Linked DNA regions of Homo sapiens: regions 1, 2 and 3 are each linked to region 4. The links are chromatin contacts, found by Hi-C or POLR2A ChIA-PET in ENCODE. All regions are on one chromosome and are shown on one strand. The core of a region is the stretch at or near the end of the contact, and the rest is flanking DNA. Distances in the headings are between cores, read along the strand shown.

Region 1 (2,700 bases), core at 11-2,510, 310 kb before region 4:
TGAGGTCAAATCCTTCTTTCCAGCTGCTCAGAGAAAAACCCTTGGAGTCATCCTTAACTCTGATCTCTCTCTCATACTCAACATCTAAGCCATCAGCAAATGCTGATGATTCTTCTTCCAAAACAGGTCCAGAATCCAACATTTCTCATTTCTCCCCACTTCCACTGAATCCATGATGATTCCAGCCACTATTATCTTCTAGAATATACTTCAGTGGAAGCCTAGCTAATTTCCCTGCTTCTACCTGTTCCCTGCTCTATAATCTATTCTCAACTCAGCAGCCAGAGTGATCCTGTTATGCTCTAGTCAGATCATAGCCCTCTGTTCAAAACCCTCTTGGAGTTCTGTGTTTTACCACAGAAAAGCCATAGTTCCCACAGTGGCCTGCAAGGTCCGCATCATCTTCCCCTTTATCTTTCCATCACTTTCTTTTCCCCTGTGACCCTCTCTGCTCACTCATTCTGCTCCAGCCACACTTGCCTCCATGTTGCTCCTTGAACACACCAGCCTCAGAGCCTTTGCGCTGGCTCTTCCCTGTGCCTAAAAGGGGCTAACGCCTTCAACACCTTCAAGTCTTTGCTCAGATGTTATTTTCTCAGAGATCTGCCATGTCCATACTGTTTAAGATTGCAGCCCCTTCTACCACCACTCCAAGCACTGCTTATCTTGCTCTGTTTTTTCCCATAGCACTTACCACTTTCTAACTTGTTAACAGCTTTGTTGCTTATTTTGTACCTCCCATGCCATGATACACATTTCTGAAGGCGGAACACTTACCTATTTCCTCTACTGATCACTCCCAAGTACCTAAACTAGTACCTGGCACATGGAAGCTACTCAGGAATTTATGTTGAGTGAATGAGTGAGTGAGTGCATGAGTAAATGAATGAATTTGACAGGGGCAAATTCAAAGTTACCAAACTGTCCAAGGTCTGGCAACTAGCAGGAAGGAGGAAGTGGCAGGAACTGGAGTCAGGTGTCTCCCACTCCAGAGGTCCGGCTATTTGCACCAAATACCTCTCAGGAAGAGTGAGGCGGAGGATCCAAAAGCAATGTGACTGCGGAACTTTTGCCTAAGTGACAGTCAGTGGATTCTTTTGGGGTTGGTGCCCATTCAGGGCTAGTCCTTCCTCCAGCTGCACCTGCATCTTCAGCTGGATTCAACACACGGTGGCCCGCCTGAGCACTGGCCTTGAGTCACCCAGAAAGGTATCAGTTGTGGTCAGCACTGATGATTAAGGTGATTGGGGAAGTATGAGAAACCCCTGAAAAGAATGTCTAACGAAGAAGGTTTCACTAATGTCTGGAGTTTGCCCATCTGTGTTATTTAAGAGGCATTCCCCCATGAACTCAGACTTCCACTTTTCTGAGGGCAGAGTAGTCACCTCACCTATACCCAGTTGTCCTCTCAATTTCTTGTCTGTAGTTTGTACGCAAACCATCATTCACCTGCCAAACCTTCCTCTAAACCTGCCCTGAATGCAACGCCTGCTCATTTGCCACTCCCACCTCCTCATGTGTGGCAAGGCATCCTCTTCCTGAATTGTCTATCCTGAGATGACGGTTACACCCTGAGAAGACGGTCTAAGGCTTTGAGGCTGAGTTATTTCTCAGCCCCCTCTGACCCACATCAATATCGGGTACCTGGGGAGGGTAGGTGGGTGATTACCTACTTCTGTGACTTCACGGGCATGAAAAGGGCCCTTAAAGACTTCCAAACATTTGGGTCATTGGGCCAATCCCTGGCTCCTCCAGAATCAAGGCAGCATGCAGGCCTTTGGAAAAAGAGGGATTACTTTCAAATAAACAAACAAACAAACAAATAATTAGAAACAACAAACATTCCTAATGCCACCTAAATGCCACCAACTGACAAGCAAAGCATGCGACTGCCCCCATGGCTTTGGTGGCAGGGCCCAGGGGCAGGCTCTCCTCGCTCCTCAGCCTGGCAGCGCTCCGCCAATTCCAACAGCAGGTACGCTCCTCAGAGGCACCAGTCGAGCCCAGGAGCTGGGGTGAGACACTCTAGGAGTTTGGGAGAAGGGGCTCACCAGGTGAGATTCCCACAGAGAGATGGGCTGCAACTAATTCTCCCTTTCTAAGGGAAGCCCACCCTGGGAATCCAGGTGTGAATGCCACACAGGCTGACACAGTCCTGTCTTTCTAAAGGCAAGGAGCTCTGAGTCCTGTGTGGTTTCCTGAAGGTGCTTCATGAACTACTTCCATTAATAAACTCTTTCATCTTAAATTTTTAAAATGAAATGAAACTGTCCTAGAAAGTTACAGACTGAGTCCCTCACCATTATTGATACCTTGGAGTACATGGGTCTTCCCTTGAGTAGATTTTCTGGGAGCTATTCTACCCACGTCCGTTTGTTGAGATCTTACAGGATTTCTTGCCCCAGTTAAATCTCCTGGGGTAGGCAAAGTGCTCAAGAAGTTGGAATGGGGCTGTGGGGTTCCACAAACAAGGGAAGCACCCAGAGGGCCCAACATCAGTACTCAGGGCCTCCTTGGCTTCTGGCCTGCAGCTGGGGAGGCAGGGCTGCAGTGCTGGAGGGGCATCTCTGTCAGCCTCCTGCAGCACAGGGGCCAGGGTCTGGGGGCAGCAATCACTTTGGTGACTAATAACCTAATCATGGAAAATTACAACTTCCTGAGCTAGGTATATCAGAGGTGGCCACAAAACTCTTTATGATG
Region 2 (2,700 bases), core at 49-2,548, 370 kb after region 4:
TGAAACCAAGAGCTCCTGCTTTAGTCATGCACATTTCCAAAGTAGAATAAGAAATGTATTTTCAGATTAAATGGAAAATTTACATATATAAATTGGGATGACGGTATTTATAGCATTAATTACATAAGTCCTGGCTCCCTTATTTAGCCCCAGAACCAATTCGTTATCGTTCACATATTCAGAATTCCCCCTTCCCTCCAACAGCCCTGGGCCTCCCTCCTCCTCCTCCTCCTTCTCCCCCTCCTCCCCCTTCCAGCCGACCAGGGCCTTACATGCTGGCAAGAGGACACAGCTTCCTTCACTGTCACAGCCTAGCCTCCCAGACACACCCAGATCCAGCCTTAGACAGCAGGGGATGTCCAGATACAACCCCCCAAAGGCCTCCCTCCCGCGAGTGAATTATGAAAGCCTTTAGTAAGTTGGCTGTCGGCAGGCTCAGGCCCAGTGAGACCCCTGCAGGGACCACCAGGGACATCAACCTTCTGAGGACCTGGACTGGAGCCCAAATAAACGCCCACTGGGCTGAGTCTGGAATCCCTCCAGCTCCTGGCGAATGGCTGCCGCAGACCCGACCACTGAGGCCTGACCTGCCTGGAGTCGCACCCAGGATTCCGGCGTGGGGAGCGGGGCAGAGGGGAGCGGGGGAGGAAGGAAAAGCAGGCCAAGGGTCTTCAGGACTCAAGTCTGCAACTGTCCTGGGCTCGTGTGGGAGACTCTCTCGGATCCTGGGGCCTCCATCCTCCCCGGCTGTACCTATCCCGCAGCACCTGTGCGGCTAGGACTCTTCCCCAAGTGTGCAGAAAGAAACACCCTGGGCGATAGGGTCCGGAGTGTCCCGGACCCTCACCTGCGGCCCCGCGGGCGCCACTCTATCTTCGCACCTGCCCGGAGCCAGGCGGGTCTTTGCTCCTTCCCGCGAAAGGGGTTAGCCTTGCCTGCGCCCCAGGAAGCGACCCCGACCAGCCGCCCGGCAAGGCAGGCCGCCCGACGCTCCGGGACCCCCCGATAGCGCGGCCGAGAGCCCGCGCCGGGGTCCTCGAGCTGGCCCGGTGTCGAGGCCCGGCCGTGAGGCGCTGACAGCCCGCTTCGCGCCCCCCGCCAGCTGCAGGGCGGCCCCTCCTGCGCCCCGCGCCTCCCGCGCGCGCCGTGGCCCAGCGGGGCCCTCACCGAGAAGCGCTCCAGGTCGGTGGCCGCCATGGCGAGCTCCGCACCGGGCGGGTGGGCTGGGACGAGCGCAGGGGCAGCGACAGGGACCAGCCGGCTGCGGGACGCGCTCCGCCCGGGCGGCTGCGGCTGAATGGATCCAATATGGCCACTTCCTGGAAACTCCCCTTGGCGGCGGCGGCGGGAGAAGCCGCGGAGCCGCCCCTGCCCCCGCCCGCGGGACCGGCCTCCCCGCCCGGCCCGGCCACGAGCGCAGCCGGAGCCCCGCCGCTTGGACGGCCGGGGGTCTCCGCGGCGAGGCGGGAGGTGCCAGCTGCGGGGACTGCTGGGACTTGTAGTCCGCGCGTTGGGGGACCGGGACGGCAGTGTCGGGGGGCTCGGGGCTGGTGCCCGGCGGGCCTCTGCGTGTCCCCTGGAGCCTGGGGCCGAGCCTAGGTGAGAGTCTCCTGGGTCCGCGCGCTGGAAAGCCTTTCCCGTAAGGGGGAAGTGGGGCACGGCGTGCGCCCTAGAGATCTCCCCCACCAAGCCGTCTCCACCCGCTGGAGCCTGCAAATGTGCTGGGACCACCAACCAGAGTGTGGACAAGCTGCGGGAGACCCGTCGGATCCGGGAGAGGCCGCGGCAGCCTAGTCTGCGGGTGTCTTGGGCCCCACCTGATGCTCCGGCCGGAGCTAAGGCGGGAACCCCGGCGGGACCCGCGCGTCCGGCCAGGCGGCCTTCCCGGGCAAGGGACCAGCCTTCGGCTCCTTGTGCAACCAACGAGCAGGATGCGCAGTTTAGGCTGGGATTCCTGCAATAGAAAAGCGGAGCTCGACGGTCAAGGCGTCAGATTGCAAGTGTCCATCACCCTGCCTGTCCCAAGGGCTTGGGACAACGTCTTAATGGTTCCACCATTGTGCAAAGAGGATGACCACTCCCAGTGCGTGCACGTTCTCTCCGCTAATGTCACTGCTCAAAACGTTCAGAAAATTAACACTTACGCCAGGGTCGGAGGCCTCAGGAGGTTCTGTATCCTTCTCACTGACAATCTATACAAAAGCAGCTCCCAAATCCTCTGAAACCCCGTTTCTTTCTCTTCCCTCTGCCTTTCTCTCTGCTCTTTCTGGGAATGTGGCAAGGTTTGCCCCCTACCCCCCACTGGCCTCATCCCAGGTTGGTCCACCCTCCACACACACCCCTCACCCCAGTATGCTGAGAAGCAACCTGACCTGTTTCTCCTACTCAGAAACTTGTGCTGACTGGAGGTGCCTAAAGACCACGTTCGACTTAGCACACCTGGCTTAAGAGGAGCCCCCTCTCTGCTGTTTGACCTTGTCACCCTGATTTGGCTTTCCCCTCCTCACTCTCCCAGGCAAACTGTAGCTTGTCCCCAAGGTGGACTGACTTCCCGCTGGACCTTCCTGACAATGTTTTCACTTTGCTCCTCTCTCTATGTTGCTGTTTCCCATGCTGTATTAAAGTTATCTACAAGAAATAGAGCAGAGCAGTGGTTAGGGTAGCTGGATCTATGGCAAACCTTCCTGGTGGAATCCTGCT
Region 3 (2,700 bases), core at 17-2,516, 350 kb before region 4:
TTACTGCTCTCCTCTCCCTCCCACCCGGGGCCAGTCATCTTGAAGAAGTCTTCCACATGCCCCTGTCACACTCATCCCTTTACCAAAAGCCCCTACCCCATGGGGTGGGTCAGGCAGGCCCCAAGACAGGCCCGTATCAGGAGGACCCCTCTTCTCTCAGGGGCTGCCCTCTGGGATAACCACCCCCGCCCTTCTGGGTTTCCTGCTTCCTATCTGGCTGCAGTTTCTCAGGTCCCTTGTGGATTTCCCCATGGTCTGTCCCCACTCACATCCCCTCTCTGCAAACCTTGCCTACTGGGCCTGCACCTGGCAAATCCATGCTCAGCACAGACGGGGATCAAGACCTCTCAATACAACTGTCTCCTGCCAATCCCTGCCCCAGCAGCCTGAGGCCCAGTCTGAAACCAGGGAGTTGCTCTCCTTTCTCCTCCCTTGACCTCACCCCTCAGACCATGCCAATTCTGCCTCCTAAACCTCCCAGGCCAGCCCCTCCCCCAGCTCCCAGTGACAGTGTCCTCAGGTACCTGAGCTCAGCTCTCGGTGCTACCAGAGGGACTGCCAGGGGCTGCAGCCGGGCCTCCTGCAGAGGCTGAGTCCCACACGCAGGGAACAGCCATGCCACTGCTAGCAGACCAGTAAGAGAATGGCCACCTGGGGCCTGAGCGCCCTCGGCCATCCACCAGAAACAAAGTGTCAAGGAGAAGCTGCCCGAAGCCCATGGGACAAACCACTGGGGACTGGAACACCAGTAATTCTGTATTGGGAAGCGGCACCAAGAGATGTGCTTCTCAGAGCCTGAGGCTGAACGTGGATGTTTAGCAGCGTGACCGGCTACCAGACAAACTCTCATCTGTTCCAGTGGCCTCCTGGCCACCCACCAGGACCAAGCAGGGCGGGCAGCAGAGGGCCAGGGTAGTCCAGGTGATGGCAGATGAGATCCCACTGGGCAGGAGGCCTCAGTGAGCTGAGTCAGGCTTCCCCTTCCTGCCACAGGGGTCCTCTCACCTGCTGCCATGCTTCCCATCTCTCATCCTCCTTGACAAGATGAAGTGATACCGTTTAAGTAATCTTTTTTCTTGTTTCACTGATCTTGAGTACTAGAAAGTCATGGATGAATAATTACGTCTGTGGTTTTCTATGGAGGTTCCATGTCAGATAAAGATCCTTCCGACGCCTGCCCCACACCACCACCTCCCCCCGCCTTGCCCGGGGTTGTGGGCACCTTGCTGCTGCACATATAAGGCGGGAGGCTGTTGCCAACTCTTCAGAGCCCCACGAAGGACCAGAACAAGACAGAGTGCCTCCTGCCGATCCAAACATGAGCCGCCTGCCCGTCCTGCTCCTGCTCCAACTCCTGGTCCGCCCCGGACTCCAAGCTCCCATGACCCAGACAACGCCCTTGAAGACAAGCTGGGTTAACTGCTCTAACATGATCGATGAAATTATAACACACTTAAAGCAGCCACCTTTGCCTTTGCTGGTGAGTAGCTTGGATAAGACTGGCCTGCAGCAGTGAGGGGTGGTGGCTGCCTAAGGCCAAAAGGCCTCATGGGCCTTTCTCTCCCTTCACCCCCACAGGACTTCAACAACCTCAATGGGGAAGACCAAGACATTCTGATGGTAAGAGCTCAGCCCGTGGATCCCGATCCACTTCCTGCCTGGGTGACTTCAGCCATGTCATTCCATCTTACCTAGCCTTGCTTTCTTCATCTGTAAAATAGGGTTAATAGCACCTATCTCAGTGGGATTGTTATGACAATCAAATGGCACAATGTGCATGTTCTGGCCCAGCATCTGGCACTTAAGAGTTCAATACATGGCCACAGCCATGGCTATAATAATGAAAATGACTTTTAAATTAGAAAATGAAAAGGCAGTTCTAGGTGAGGAATACCAAGGGCCTTAAGGTCAGTGTTTGGTAGGGCAGACTCTGGACTGACAGACAGAAATTTCCCCCTCAGATGTGCCAGCTTCTTTTTCCCTTAAAAAATTGAGTTTGTGTTTTCCACCCTCATTGGCTGTGGCATTATCATTTACAGTTATTTTTCATGGTTCCAGTTGGTTGCAGTTGTTCTGTCTCACCTTTGCATGACATTTCTTGGGTCAAACAAGAAGTGGAAGCCTTTGCTGAGTTCCTGGGCCATCTGTGTTTGGGGCACTCACAGCTCACATGCTGCACCCATTTCCATGCTGGGGTCTCTGTGATTTTCTTCTTGATTTCTAGGAGACTTTAATTCAGTCAGGGCATGAACACTGTTATCAGCCTCTGAGCTACAAATACTTCCCTTGGAAAACCCCCTGTCTTTTGTAGAGCTTCTTTTTGGAGATATTTTTTCCCCCAAGTGCAGAAAGATCCACCTAGGTACCCCCTCCCCACCCATTTTTTTTTTTTTTTTTGAGACAAGAGTCTCACTCTGTTGCCCAGGCTGGAGTGCAGTGGCACGATCTCAGCTCACTGCTACCTCTGCCTCCTGAGTTCAAGCAATTCTCCTGTCTCAGCCTCCCAAGTAGCTAGGATTACAGGCATGCACCACCACTCCCATTTTTGTATTTTTAGTAGAGACGGGGTTTCACCATATTGGTCAGGCTGGTCTTGAACTCGACCTCAGGTTATCTGCCTGCCTCGGCCTCCCAAAGTGCTGGGATTACAGGCTTGAGCCACTGCGCCCAGCCCACCTAGGCCCTTTATGTAGCTCAAAT
Region 4 (2,700 bases), core at 29-2,528:
TATAACAGACTGCTCTGTGTTTGCTCTATGGCAAAAACTTTTATGTTTGCTTTGCAACAAACGTACAGACAGGGCAAACTGTGTTTGGAGTATGGTGTCTTACCAATGTTTTCTAAAAGCAAGTGAATAGAAATGCTTGCAAAAGTATTTTCAGACCTCAGTGGCCAGCGCTGAACACCGCTGTAGGAATGTCCATCAAACGTTGTGGCCATGCTCCACTCTAACAAAAACCTGGTTCCGTGGCATAATTGTGGGGGCTAATTGTCAGGCTAAGTTTCAGACACCTTCCAAAAAAAATTGCAGGGCTTCCTCAGTCTTTAAACTCCAGATAATATTGTCCAAACTTTGACAACTAACCTGTTATCATGGAGATAGCTCCAAGTTGATGGACTGGCCATTAGAGAATGTCTATCAAGCATCCAGGTAAATGACTTGGTTGCTGCCCTCAAGGAACCCACTTAGAGGCTGTCAGAAAATTTTAAGTATTTTCTTCCTTCTATTGTTCATTCCTAAAATTCTGGCAGTAGGTATGATTATTATTATTCCCATCCCACAGGGGAAGTAATTAAGTCTAACTACTTGAATATTTTGCCCCAAATCACTGACAGTAAGAGACGGCCAGACACTGAAACCTGGAATCTCTAAATGTTTAGATATTGATGGGCACCGCTTAGACCAGGGAGTCCAAACCATAGGCTTGCTGTTCCAGTTTCTCTTATCGGATGAAGGGACCCCCATTTCACCGACGTCATTGACTTTTGGGTTCTCCGCTGACCCCAGATGAGATGCCTGGTACCTCATGGTCAAGTCCCCTCCAACGGGGACTCCTCAGAGGCTTGGTCCCAGTTGCTCAGGCTGCCATCTGCCTCCTCAGGCCAGAGCCCGAGGCGCCGCCAGCGGTCAGGTCCCGGGCCGGCTGCCAGCCACAGGCCCAAGTAAACGCTGAATGAAGGGCAGATGGAGGAACCTGTCCCGGTCGGCCGAAGCGCCGCGGGCGCCTTTCCACTTACGGCGGGCCTGCCCAGCCTCCCGCCCAGCCCGGGCCCGGGTCCCGCCGAGGCAGGTGTGCGTGGCGGACTAGCTCTCGGGCACTCGGCTGGCCCAGCTCCACCCCGAACGCCACCGGGCCAGGCCACGCGCAGACCCGAGCCCGGGGCCCCCGCCTCTGGCTGCCGGCCCGCGCCCGCCGCGCGCCCCGCGTTCACTGCGCGCTCGGCCCCGGTCCCGCCTCCCGGAGGGTTTCGCTTTCGCTTTCCTGCCGATGTCGTTGAGGAAAATGAAAGCGGTCGTGGCCAGGACTGGCGCAGCTGCCGTTTCAGGCGAGGGGCGCAGAATGCAGCGGCCGCCAGCCTGGAGCGCGGGCCCTGGGGCCGCAACCCGCGCCGGGCGAGGTAAGCACAGCCCCTTCGCGGCCGCCTCGCGGGCTCCTCCTTGCGGACCCGGCGGGCCCGACGCCAGGCGTTTGACCCGGGCAGGGTCAGGGGTTCTGCCGTGGGGGCGGGGAGGGCCTGAGAAGCGGCACCCTTGGGTTTCGTGGCTTTGAGCCTCCAGGCCAGGCTGGAAGACCTGGGAGGCCTCAGACAAGCGTGCCAAGGGGCTAGCAGCCCGGGGTCGAGCTGGAACCGTGGCAAGTCGGGCCACCTGAGCACGCCTTTCCCTTTTGTAGAGCACCGACCTCCCTGGGTGTTGGTAAAAATCAAAAGTGGGAGGGTGTACGTAAAATGCTGAACAGAATGCCTAACCTGAGCTCATAATCTACTCCCTCTGACCTGTCAGACTCATTTTTCCCACTGGGCCCCACCCCATACCTCATGTAGTTTGCTTAAGTTTCCTAGATCTGGTGCACCTGGGGGCACTTGGAGTGCCTTCCAAGTGTTCCTTGACCGAGCAAGCTGGCAGCTCATCTCCCTTGATCACGGGCATGGAGAGCAACTAGGCCAGGATGTGGCCCCCTTGCCCTGGCCCTGTCCATGTGAAGTCAGGGCCTTACTCTGCTGGGGCCCCCATCCCGGGGCTAGCATAGATGTCAGGGATAGGTGCACTCACAGACCGAGTCCTTCCCAGACCAGGAAATTTCCAGTCCACTGCATCTGCCAGCAGAAGCATGAAAGATGCGTGCCACCTTGTCTTTGCCCTTCGTCAAGTATAGCCAACTCATTCTTGGTATGCAGGAAGGGGGTTCCACCCCAGGGCTGTGGAAACAGCCCCTGCCCTTAGGGCGTTCCCATCCCCTGAAGAGAGAAAATATGTATTCAAGTTACCCATCAGGCAGGTTGTGTAGAACAAGGACAGGTGAGTGAAAGAGCTAAGAGCTGAGAGTAAAGTGACTAAATCATCAGAAACTTTACATTTAAGTTATGACAGGTTTTGCAGGCCAATACCAAGAATCCCCTTTAACTCAATTTTTGTCTCAATAATAATGAATTCAGCCTAATCACACAGATCTGATCATACGGCCCATTACTGAAACAAAACTTGAATGATCTTTACTTTGAGAAAACCATCTGAATTTGACAAAAGATGGTCTAAGTTCCTAAGTTTCAAAACATGGAGTCCGCCGCTGCCCTACCTCAGCAGGATGGTGTTGAGTACTGATTGCTTTTAGAAAATGCTGCTCTTGCCGGGCACGGTGGCTCACGCCTGTAATCCCAGCACTTCAGGAGGCCGAGGCGGGCTGATTACCTGAGGTCGGGAGTTTGA

What was found. Hi-C counts contacts between places; a loop is a spot of excess contacts on that map. ChIA-PET counts read pairs that join two places held with the same protein, here RNA polymerase II (POLR2A). Pooled maps may share reads with other maps.
Region 1: a loop to region 4 is called in a map with no recorded cell type, with 5 times the contacts of the local background. The contact joins the enhancer-like site here to the promoter of CARINH in region 4. A Hi-C loop is called at or near these places in 1 of 168 maps with a recorded cell type or tissue (CD8-positive, alpha-beta T cell), 9 of 37 single-sample maps with no recorded cell type and 12 of 50 pooled maps. POLR2A ChIA-PET finds 5 or more read pairs at or near these places in 1 of 52 experiments (activated B cell).
Region 2: a pooled map shows a loop between it and region 4 (2.2-fold over the local background). The contact joins the promoter of SEPTIN8 here to the promoter of CARINH in region 4. A Hi-C loop is called at or near these places in 2 of 50 pooled maps. POLR2A ChIA-PET finds 5 or more read pairs at or near these places in 2 of 52 experiments (B cell and activated CD4-positive, alpha-beta T cell).
Region 3: a loop to region 4 is called in a map of mammary epithelial cell, with 5 times the contacts of the local background. The contact joins the promoter of IL3 here to the promoter of CARINH in region 4. A Hi-C loop is called at or near these places in 2 of 168 maps with a recorded cell type or tissue (K562 and mammary epithelial cell) and 5 of 50 pooled maps.

Annotation. Positions count from the first base shown.
Region 1 is chr5:132,099,636-132,102,335 of GRCh38, forward strand. No RefSeq gene overlaps it. Among named protein-coding and RNA genes, the nearest start is that of CSF2, 27 kb to the left of the region's middle. Within about 2 kb of position 1,261, at least 4 of the 41 ENCODE cell types and tissues checked have a DNase peak (open chromatin) inside an H3K27ac peak, as active enhancers do.
Region 2 is chr5:132,775,941-132,778,640 of GRCh38, forward strand. SEPTIN8 (septin 8) reads right to left here and starts at 1,299. Exons shown (of 10, transcript NM_001098811.2): 1 at 1,168-1,299. The coding sequence starts at 1,197. RefSeq lists silencers at 1,070-1,479, 1,570-1,619.
Region 3 is chr5:132,059,389-132,062,088 of GRCh38, forward strand. It overlaps IL3 (interleukin 3), which reads left to right and starts at 1,267. Exons shown (of 5, transcript NM_000588.4): 1 at 1,267-1,480; 2 at 1,579-1,620. The coding sequence starts at 1,319. It overlaps LOC105379174 (a long non-coding RNA gene), which reads right to left. Exons shown (of 5, transcript XR_001742531.2): 2 at 2,083-2,220.
Region 4 is chr5:132,409,651-132,412,350 of GRCh38, forward strand. CARINH (colitis associated IRF1 antisense regulator of intestinal homeostasis) reads left to right here and starts at 1,279. Exons shown (of 4, transcript NR_161242.1): 1 at 1,279-1,391. RefSeq lists an enhancer at 628-677 and silencers at 918-1,217, 1,288-1,577.